2 separate regions of the Homo sapiens genome follow, and region 2 is linked to region 1. A link is a contact called in ENCODE Hi-C data. All regions are on one chromosome and are shown on one strand. The core of a region is the stretch at or near the end of the contact, and the rest is flanking DNA. Distances in the headings are between cores, read along the strand shown. Region 1 holds the start of AR (androgen receptor). Region 2 overlaps AR (androgen receptor).

Region 1 (4,846 bases), core at 1-2,500:
GGTGCCTGGGGCCCGGGTTCTGGATCACTTCGCGCACGCTCTGGAACAGATTCTGGAAAGCTCCTCGGTAGGTCTTGGACGGCGGCCGAGGGTAGACCCTTCCCAGCCCTAACTGCACTTCCATCCTTGAGCTTGGCTGAATCTTCCACCTACTTCCCTTACCCCGCCTCCCCTTCTCTTGCTCAGAAGAGTTCAACAGGCTGTGATGATGCGGTAGTCGCTGCAGCTAGCTGCCCACCTGCGGGAAGCTCCAGAGAAGGAAACTTGCGGGAGCAACCACGCAAAAAGCGCTCTGACAGCCTCAAAGTCTCGTGCAGAAGAAGACACACGGTGGACAAGATCTGCCCTGCTAGGCTCACAGTCTGTCTCTTAATACTTGAAGGGTAGATTCAAAAGATGCCCAGATCTTAAAAGAAAAAAACAAAATCCTCCACCTTCCAAATTCAGTGTCCACTGAAGTAGGTGCAAATAAGAACTGAGTTATTATCTTTTTCTTTTATTTCGGCTTTTTTGTTTTTGTTTGTTTTGTTTTTTGGCTACTGAAGACCTGACTGCCTTTTCATCTTTTGATCTCTGGCTCCGCACTCGGGGTGGGGAAGGCAGGAGGAGGTGGAGAGAGAGTGGGGGAAAACAGAGGGTTCTCTCCGCGTGCAGCCTAACCAGGCGGGTCGTGGCTGCAGTGCTGAAGCCGCTCCCCAGTCGCCTGGCTCCTAAGAGCCTTCTTTGCAATGTGCAGCTAGCTCGCCCGCTCGCAGCCAAAGGGAGTTACCTCTCTGCAAACTCGGGCTGGCAGCGCTGGGCCGACGGGGGCGGGGGGGCGGGTGGGGAGAAGGGTGGTGAGGGGGGTTGGCTGAGAGTAGCCGACTGAGGCAGCTGCGGGAGAGAAGACGGGGGAGGGGGGGAAGGCAGGGTGGGGGGAGGCGGGGTGGAGAGGAGGAGGACAAAGGCAGCCGTCAGTCCTACCAGGCACTTTCCTTGCTTCCTCCGAGTCTTTAGCAGCTTTTAAAAACTTCACCGAAGAGGAAAGGGCAGCTCCGGGCGGCGGCTTCGAAGCCGCCGCGCTGCAAGAGGCGTTGGCTGTCGCTGGAGCCGGGCTGGGGCTGGCGTGGTGCGTCCCTTCGGCTCCTGTACAGCACTGGAGCGGCTAGCTCGGCCCTTTTTCCCTCTGTCGCCTCCTCTGCCTCTGGGCTTGCTCCGGACCGTCCCGCTCTCCCAGCAAGCTGGCTCCCCGGGATCTCGGAGGGGGCGCTGGGAGGTGGAGAGCAAATGCAACAGTTTGCGAGTCGGGTCCCGCCCCCACCGGGCCGGCCTCCTTGCCTTCCCACCTCCTTTTCCCTCCCCTCCCCTTTCCTTTTCTCCCCTCCCCTCACCGCGCGCTAACGCCTGCCTAGTGGCTTTGGAGAAACAAGTGCTGGCGCAGCGTGGGCGAGGGCAGGAGAGGCTAGCTCTAGCCCTGGAGGACCCCTGCTTCCTGAATAGCTCCTGCTTTCCTAAACCAAGGTTTAGGCGCCAGGGCTCCAGATTTCCTGGAGGCCAGCACTCACCAAATTTGGTTCCAAAGCCCAATCTAAAAAACCAACAGGGTGGAGGCGAGGGAGGGAGGAAAAGGACGATAGGAATACCTGCTCCTGGCTGCCAGGGGTTCTTTTCAGGACTGATAAGAGCGCGCAGATGGGAGAGTGGGAGAGTCTCCTACAAACTGAGGAGCAAGCCATGACCAAGCCAGCAGATACTTGCTGAAACCTTAGATTCCGTCATAGGGATAGATCGGGCCTCGTGGCATTGTGCCATTTGCTCTAGGAACCCTCAGCCCCAAGAATCAGAGGTCATTTCTACCCTCTTCTCTGCCTTTCTTCCTGTCTGGAATTGCCTTTAACCATGCATTTCTCATCCAGACTCTCAAAGGCAAAATCACCCAGACAAGCAGGTAAACACACAAACACTAAAAACACTTGCCATGTACACATAGGCGCTCAATTTTGTCCAGAGCTCTGTAAACGTTTGCTTTGTATGCAGCCGCTTGCTTTTCCAAGTTGCCTTCGCATATTTTAAACTTTACAACTGGAACTATCCAAGGATAGAACCTATATAGGGCTGCTTTTCGCCTCTTGATGGACAGCCAGGCGTAGAGGATGATGTGGGTTACTGCAACTGCTCTTTTGTGGAGGAGGTCCCATAAGCCCTGTGTAAAGGTGGAGATGCAAGTGGGAATGGAAAGAGAGAGAAAATGTAAACGTAAACCTATAAGGAAAACATCTTTCCTTTATGTCAGTAGAGACCCTGGGCCTCCCTATGTTTTAAATTCCTTTGACTTCTGATTCTGGGGAGGCTCTCTGTTCCAAAAGTCATTCCGAGATTTTTGCCTGGGTCTCTTTTGCTTTTTGCAGTCTTCTACAGAGAAAAGATGGGTTGTAGCTTTGTTGTAGCTTTATCTTGTGCACAGCCAAACATCATAGGCATTTACTTACCTTGACCAAAGAAGGTAACTCAAACCTAAAGGCAAGGAAGACTGGATATGATAGGCTCTATTTCACAGATGAACAGGCTGAAACAAGGACATAATTTGTTCTATGTTCCACATTAGTAAAACCTAAACTAGTCTTCCAGTCCATTGCTATTTGAGCTAGACTCTAGACTCATCAATCGCATTGTCATTTGGGAAATGGCTATAAATGAACCTTCCAGAACACAAAGGCCTGAAGACCCTTTCACCTGAGGAGGTGAAAAATTATTTCCTGAGATTTTAATGGCTACAGCCTTCCTTGAATATACCTCACCATATGTAAGTAGAATGCGTAGATACTTCAACCTCATTTGAATACTCATTGCAACATTTAATCCCACCACAACTTTCAACTAGCATTGCTCAATAGGAATTGAGTGGGCTGGCAGGATGGTAGAATGGAATTAACATAGGTCTCAGAGCCAGGAGAACTATGTGTCTACACACTAACAGTGAAGGAAGGTGCAAAAATCACTGAATGAACAATGGACAGGAGTGAAGAGGACACATAGACACAAAGAGGCCTGAAAAAAAATTAAGGTGAGAAATAATGCTCTGAAGTTACTCTGAATAAAAAGCAGTCTGACATTCAAACCTGGGTCTGAAAGACTCCAAAGTTTATGTTGCTTCCACATCACCAACATTGTCTTCACAGTTTCCACATCTGAAAACTGTTGCCAATATAAGTTACCCTCAGAAGGCTAGTGTGTCATTTAAAAGACATAATGTGTATAGAACAAACTTGTAAACAGGAAAGCATTCTACAAATCTGAAGGATTACTATGTTATTTTTATTTTTAAAGATGGTGCTGTCAACAATTATATCATTATCAGGAAAGGTTAACTACTATAAGCATATTAGGGCCATATACTTTATTTGGATTTTGAACTCTGATCTTCCAGCTCAAATCTCATTTTCTTCCCATTGCTTTTAAGAACAAGAGACAATTATTGATTAATATTATATAAGTTCACTGTTTGTACCAGCTTTCTTCTTCTTTCTCCTCCTGTTCTTTGCAGTTTTTTAGTAATCAAATGGAACCAGAGGTGTTCTCTCAGATTAGTCAGGTTGAGAGTAAGTTTCTGCTATAAGCTTCCTCTGCAACTTCAAGAGGGATTTATTAATAAAGTCTTCCCTAGCTCTTTGCTCTGGAAAGCCAGGATGAGCTGACCTTTGGAAAATGGTGACCATCGGGTTTTATTTCCTAAGTATCTCACACATCTGCCCATTTATTTCATCTCTGTTGTTGCCAACCTAGTTCACTTCCAGAAGGCACCGTTCTCTTCCACCTGGAGCACTGTAAATGGTCATCCTCCCTCCACTCTTTCCTAGAATCAGTTCTGCATTGTGCAGCCAGAGGGTTTCTTTTTAATAGCCGTACTGAGGTATAATTGATATATACAATAAACTGCACATATTTAAAGTTGCATAAATTGATCATTTTTGACACACGCGTGCACTCATGAAATCATCACTCAATCAAGATAGTGAATATATCTATGATTCCAAAAGTTTTTATTGTGCCACTTTGTACATTTTCCCTCCACCTCTCCTATACTCCTCCTCCTCAGGCAACCAATGATCTGCTTTCTGTCAGTATAGACTGTTTTTCACTTTCCAGAGTTTTATGTCAATGGAACTATACAGCATGTACTCTTTTTTTTTTTTACTTGCATCTTTCACTGAGCACAATGCCTTTGATGTACATTTAAGCTGTTATGTATATCACTAGCTCATTCTTCTTTATTGCTAAGTAGTATTCTATTGCATTGCTGTACCACGCTTTGTTTATCCATTCACTTTTGATGGACATTTGGGTTCTTTTCAGTTTGGGGCTACTACAAATAAAACTGCTATAAATATTTGTATAAACATCTTTGTATGGATGTATTCTTTCATTTCTCTCAGGTAAATACTTAGCCATGGAATGGGTGAGTCACAGGGTAGGTATACACCTACTTTTGTAAGAAACTTCCAAATCATCTTCCTAAGTGATTGTATCATTTTACATTTCCACTTCACCAATACTTGGTATGGTCAGTCTTTTTAATTTTAGTATTCTAATTAGAGGTGTCTTTCCCATTTAATTTTTATTTCTCCCATGAATAAAGATGCAGAGCATTTTTCATGTGCTTATTTTACAATTGTATACTTTCTTTGATGAAGACTGTAAATTTTTTCTCTTTTTTTTTTTTTAATTGGGCTACTTGTAATTTATTATGGGGGTTTTAGAGTTATGTATTCTGAGCACAATTCCTTTATCAGAAATATGATTCAACAATATCTTATCTGTAGTTTGTCTTCATTATCATACCAGTGTCTTTTGAAGCACAAACATTTTA
Region 2 (4,846 bases), core at 2,347-4,846, 180 kb before region 1:
TTGTTCACTCAAACCCAAGCACAGAAAGAGTAGGCCTAAAGGCTTGTGTAGGCTATTTTTCCCTAGTTTTGTCATTTGGAAATTTGGAGTAATCCAGTTGTTGCTTTTAATTACACTGCTGTTTCACTGATTTTTGGCTTTTGCAAATGAAAAACATATATTCATGAAGACAAGAGTCACAATTGGGAAACCCATAAAGATGAAAAATTTGATAGAGAAATGTAAAGGAGAGCTTCTAGTATTTACAAGGAGAGATATGAAAATGATATAATTCAATCTGTGTATCACAAAAGATGAAAATCATTCCAAAACAGATGTAAAGGACCTATTAAAATGTAACCTAGTGTAACTGAAAAGAGTGGTGGATATTTTTTTCTGTTTAAAACAGCTAAAAGTGATCCTGTACATGAGCCAGATTGTGTAATAATAAAGAAAACCAGAACATGTCTATCCCACCCCAAAAAGGGAACCTGTCAGCTTTAGTTTTCTCCAGCAGTCTTGGATTGGCATATTACTCATCTTAGGTTCCCCTCTCCCTTGTTATTTAAAGCTGTTTTGAAGTTCGTTTGGCTATTAATATCAATGCAGAAATCAGGGAAGGAAACCCTTGTGGATCATATCATGTCACTCAGAAACTATCCTCTCAACAAACAGAGTGAATCAATTAAAATGGGCAGCTTGATGACTGGCCCTTGATTTCTTGAGTTCAACAGATGAGATTAAGAGCTAAGTAAGGAGGCAGAGGCCAAGATGAGAAAGTAGGTGGACATTTTCCCTTGCACTTGGGCTTGAAGAACGAAGTCAACAGAACACAGGTGTGCCAAAAGACTATATAAAACCAGTGTCCCAGGGCACACCCTGAGTTCATGGGTGGCAAAGTATTGGAGCCACACCAACCAGACCTTTCCGAAAGAAGCCATGGTTCTGTAGAAAGTCTCAATGGTTTGGCCTCCCTCTGACTAAGAGGCAGCAACAAAGGTGGGGAATCTGAGTGAGTATGGGCAATGTCAGAGCCCAGAATCAGCAGCAGAGGAGGATGATGAGTAAACTCACCAGATGGTGTCCATCTGGCTTTAGGCTTTGCCGCTGAAGATTTTAATTCAGTAGTCAGAGTCTCCTCTTTGTTCCTTCTCTCTTCTCATGACTTCTGCAGGTGGATATGCTGGGTGACAAGAAGAGCATTTGCAGGGTTTCTGGTTCTAGTGCCTTCATTCTTCCCACCCTGGTAATTGAGTTTTCTCTTCAACCCTGATCTGGGTAGCCCCTTTAGCTGCTCTAAAGAAGGAAGTGAGAACTTCTCCACTTGCTGGGAGGGTATCATCTCTGGGGGACAAGGGCAAGACGCCCAGCTTGCCTGATCCCTTTGATGCCTTCTTTCCAGTTTGTCTAAGGGCTCCAGCGATCTGAGAGTTGGTAAGAAATCTTTGTGACTACTGGCATCTACAGATAGATGTCAGAGCTGTTGGCCTGCTAACCTTCTTGGTGGTGGGGGCTCTTAACAGAGAATCTGTGAACATGCCCAAAAGAAGCAAACAGGCTTGATGACCATGGCTGAAATGCAGTGTGATGAAATTCAGGCCCACAAAACACTGAAGGGAGGACATAAGGTGCTTGTGGCTTCACGGAGTTTGGCAGAAAACTTCATTCAGGTCTTTTAAAGGTGGGGAAAAGGTAGTGGCAGTGAGAGTTTAACTATTCAGTCAGTGTCCTAAGCAGGAGAACAGCCAAGCTATCATTTTCTTCTCCTCTGGCTCCAGCTCCTCCCTGACTCACACATGAGAAAGCAGACCTGGATCCAAATGGGGCCTTACAAAGGGTTAAATCTCTGCTCTCCTTCTTCTCAGTGGTCAGACTTTTCTGTGGAAGTCGCCAAGTTTTGGCTGAAGAGAACATTCAGTTCAAAGGTCTTAGAAAAACTATTGAAAGTCAATCTGAAGTTGGAGGCAGAGAGTGAGAGAGAAAAGGGTTTGGGGGTGAGGCATTAACATGCAGACAAATTTTCAACAACAAGCACATTTTCAGTATAATGAATTGCTCCACAGTTGAGCAGTCTAGCCCCCAGGGACCAAGGCTGTGGGCAGGTACTGATGCTCCATTGCCCTCCTTGTCCTCTCCTCTCTGTCCACCCCCCTGCCCAACTCAGCTCTGGGGTCACTCTGCCCTCTAATGGCAATAGCCATTGGCAGAAAATAAAGTCTCCCGTGGAGGGAGGAGATGAAAAAATCAGTAACTCCCCATGGGCCTGCAATTTTCACCTTCTCGTCACTATTGGCCTCTTTGGGGATTTCTATATGTTTGTATGTATGTGTGTATGTATGTACGTATTTATTTATTTATTTATTTATTTTTGAGGAAAAAACACTAGCAAGGTTTTTTGGCTTATTTTTTGTTTTGTTTTTGCTTTTTTTTTTTGTTTGCTTGTTTTTGTTTTGATTTCCCCAGATAATCTTAGCTCTCTAAACTTCCCGTGGCATAAGATAAGTAAACGTTTGTGTGGCTGGCACAGAGTAGTGCTGTAAACAAGCACAACTTGACACTGGGCCATATGAGGATCATCACAGATTTAAAGGCATACAACACCATTCAAAACACAGATAGGAGCCACAATGGGAAGCAAAGTCTGAAGGTGCCATGGGAGGGTTAGATAGGGAGGGAAGAAGAAAAAGAAAGGAGAGAAAGAGAAAAAAAAAGCCCAGCAAATAGAATTCAGGAACATGTTCATGACAGACTGTACATCAATAGAGGAAATTCCCCAAGGCACTGCAGAGGAGTAGTGCAGAGTTATAACAGGCAGAAGACATCTGAAAGGGGGCATGAGCTGGGGTGGGGAAATAGGGTTTCCAATGCTTCACTGGGTGTGGAAATAGATGGGCTTGACTTTCCCAGAAAGGATCTTGGGCACTTGCACAGAGATGATCTCTGCCATCATTTCCGGAAAGTCCACGCTCACCATGTGTGACTTGATTAGCAGGTCAAAAGTGAACTGATGCAGCTCTCTCGCAATCTGTAGGGAACAATAAGAGGGAGAAAAACAGGGTTGACAAGGAGGTGGCCTCTGCTAGCCTCTTCCCCAACCTCTGATTTTTGGTCTTTCAGCCTTTTGTTTCCTCCCCCTTCCCCGTACTTCCTTGGTCCTCCCCCATGAGGTCGTGTGTGTGTGTGTGTGTGTTAGAGAGAGACAGCGAGAGAGAGAGAAAGAAATGGTCTCCATGGAGTCACTGAGGGCTCCCAAGAGATGTCTTATACCATTGTAAGCTCTCTGACTCAAGACTTCTCCAGCTTGTGCTCTCACCCAAGCCTCCGCACTCCATCTCTCTCTCTCTCTCTCTCTCTCTGACACACACACACACACACACACACACACACACACACACACAGACAGACAAACTCACATGAACATGACTCAAAGAAGAGGGGAAAAACATCCAGGTCTGTTTTGTCTGCCTAGAGAATTCATCTGCTGCAAGTCCCTTCCCTGAGTCCCAACTGCTCTGTTCTCAACTCCTCCACCCCTTTCACAATATCCAGCTGGGACACTGTGACCCGTGTTCTTTTCTTCACCACATTTTCTTCCTGGACCACACTCAAAGCCAGAGGGGAATGGAAGCACCTCCCAACAGGTGGTGCCAGACTCTAGAGAAGCATATTATCATTGGCTCTATCAGGCTGTTCTCCCTGATAAAGCACCCTCCATCGTTTGCTTACAGGCTGCACGGAGTCCAGGAGCTTGGTGAGCTGGTAGAAGCGTCTTGAGCAGGATGTGGGATTTTTTCTTTTGCATGCAATGATACGATCGAGTTCCTTGATGTAGTTCATTCGAAGTTCATCAAAGAATTTTTGATTTTTCAGCCCATCCACTGGAACTGATGTGGGATGAAGACAGAATGGGGAGGGGAAGCATGCCCACGAAGGAGCATTAGACAAAGCACCAAGTTTTCTGACCACAGACTTGACCCCCACCCCCACAGGGAACCATCTACTTGGCTTCCTGTTAGTTGAAGTCTGTGTGCTTGGGGCCTTCAGTCTGTCAGGGAGATCTCAGGGGAAAGGATAGCTGGATCCGATCTGAAAGGAGTCAAGTAAATCAAATTTCCTGAACCTTTTCTTTTTCTACTCTTCTCAGATACTCATTTTTTAGGACCTAAGCTTTTATGTCATTCACAGTAAAACCCTGATTTAGATAACCAAAACACATAGCTTTGAATATCAAATTTTGCCCTTCTCCCTCCGTAGGGGCTAAGAGAGGGCTCTTAGAAAAGATATTAAAGAAAAGTTCCTTGGCTGCCATACAAATCCTATCTGAGTTGCTTACATAGATCTCCTCCTGTTGGCAGAAGAGGAAATCTTTCCAGGAGGAAATGCCTCCTGCTCTACTGCCCTGCAAAGAATACAAGGTGGCCCATGTCTGTTTCTATAGCAGAAGCTATGGAAAAATTCAGAGACCTGCTGTAACCAGTCAAAAAGGCCTTGTCCCAAAGACAGACTGGGGATAGGTGGGGAATCTGATGGAGGTTGACTTCTAGCAAATAAATTGGCTTCTAGTCATGAAATTGTTTCTTGTTAGGAAAATGATGCTGAGAGAGAGTAGAGTGGGGATGGGGAGGGGGAATGAAGAAGGGAAATGTCCAGGAGCTGGCTTTTCCCTAATAATGTTTTAATGGCAAAAGTGGTCCTCTCTGAATCTCTGTGCCCTCAGGGGGCATTCCCTGCACTTCTAGGCACTTACTAATGCTGAAGAGTAGCAGTGCTTTCATGCACAGGAATTCCTGGGGGGTGATTTGGAGCCATCCAAACTCTTGAGAGAGGTGCCTCATTCGGACACACTGGCTGTACATCCGGGACTTGT

Evidence for each region. Hi-C counts contacts between places; a loop is a spot of excess contacts on that map. Pooled maps may share reads with other maps.
Region 2: a loop to region 1 is called in a map of gastrocnemius medialis, with 5 times the contacts of the local background. The contact joins the enhancer-like site here to the promoter of AR in region 1. A Hi-C loop is called at or near these places in 16 of 168 maps with a recorded cell type or tissue (MCF 10A, Right ventricle myocardium inferior, aorta and 7 more), 1 of 37 single-sample maps with no recorded cell type and 14 of 50 pooled maps.

The regions. Positions count from the first base shown.
Region 1 is chrX:67,540,425-67,545,270 of GRCh38, reverse strand. AR (androgen receptor) reads right to left here and starts at 1,250. Exons shown (of 8, transcript NM_000044.6): 1 at 1-1,250. The coding sequence starts at 124.
Region 2 is chrX:67,721,844-67,726,689 of GRCh38, reverse strand. AR (androgen receptor) reads right to left here. Exons shown (of 8, transcript NM_000044.6): 6 at 4,727-4,846; 7 at 3,706-3,863; 8 at 1-3,004. The coding sequence ends at 2,849. Among named protein-coding and RNA genes, the nearest start is that of NXTAR, 61 kb to the left of the region's middle. Within about 2 kb of position 3,596, at least 3 of the 41 ENCODE cell types and tissues checked have a DNase peak (open chromatin) inside an H3K27ac peak, as active enhancers do; they include gastrocnemius medialis, where a contact is called at or near this core.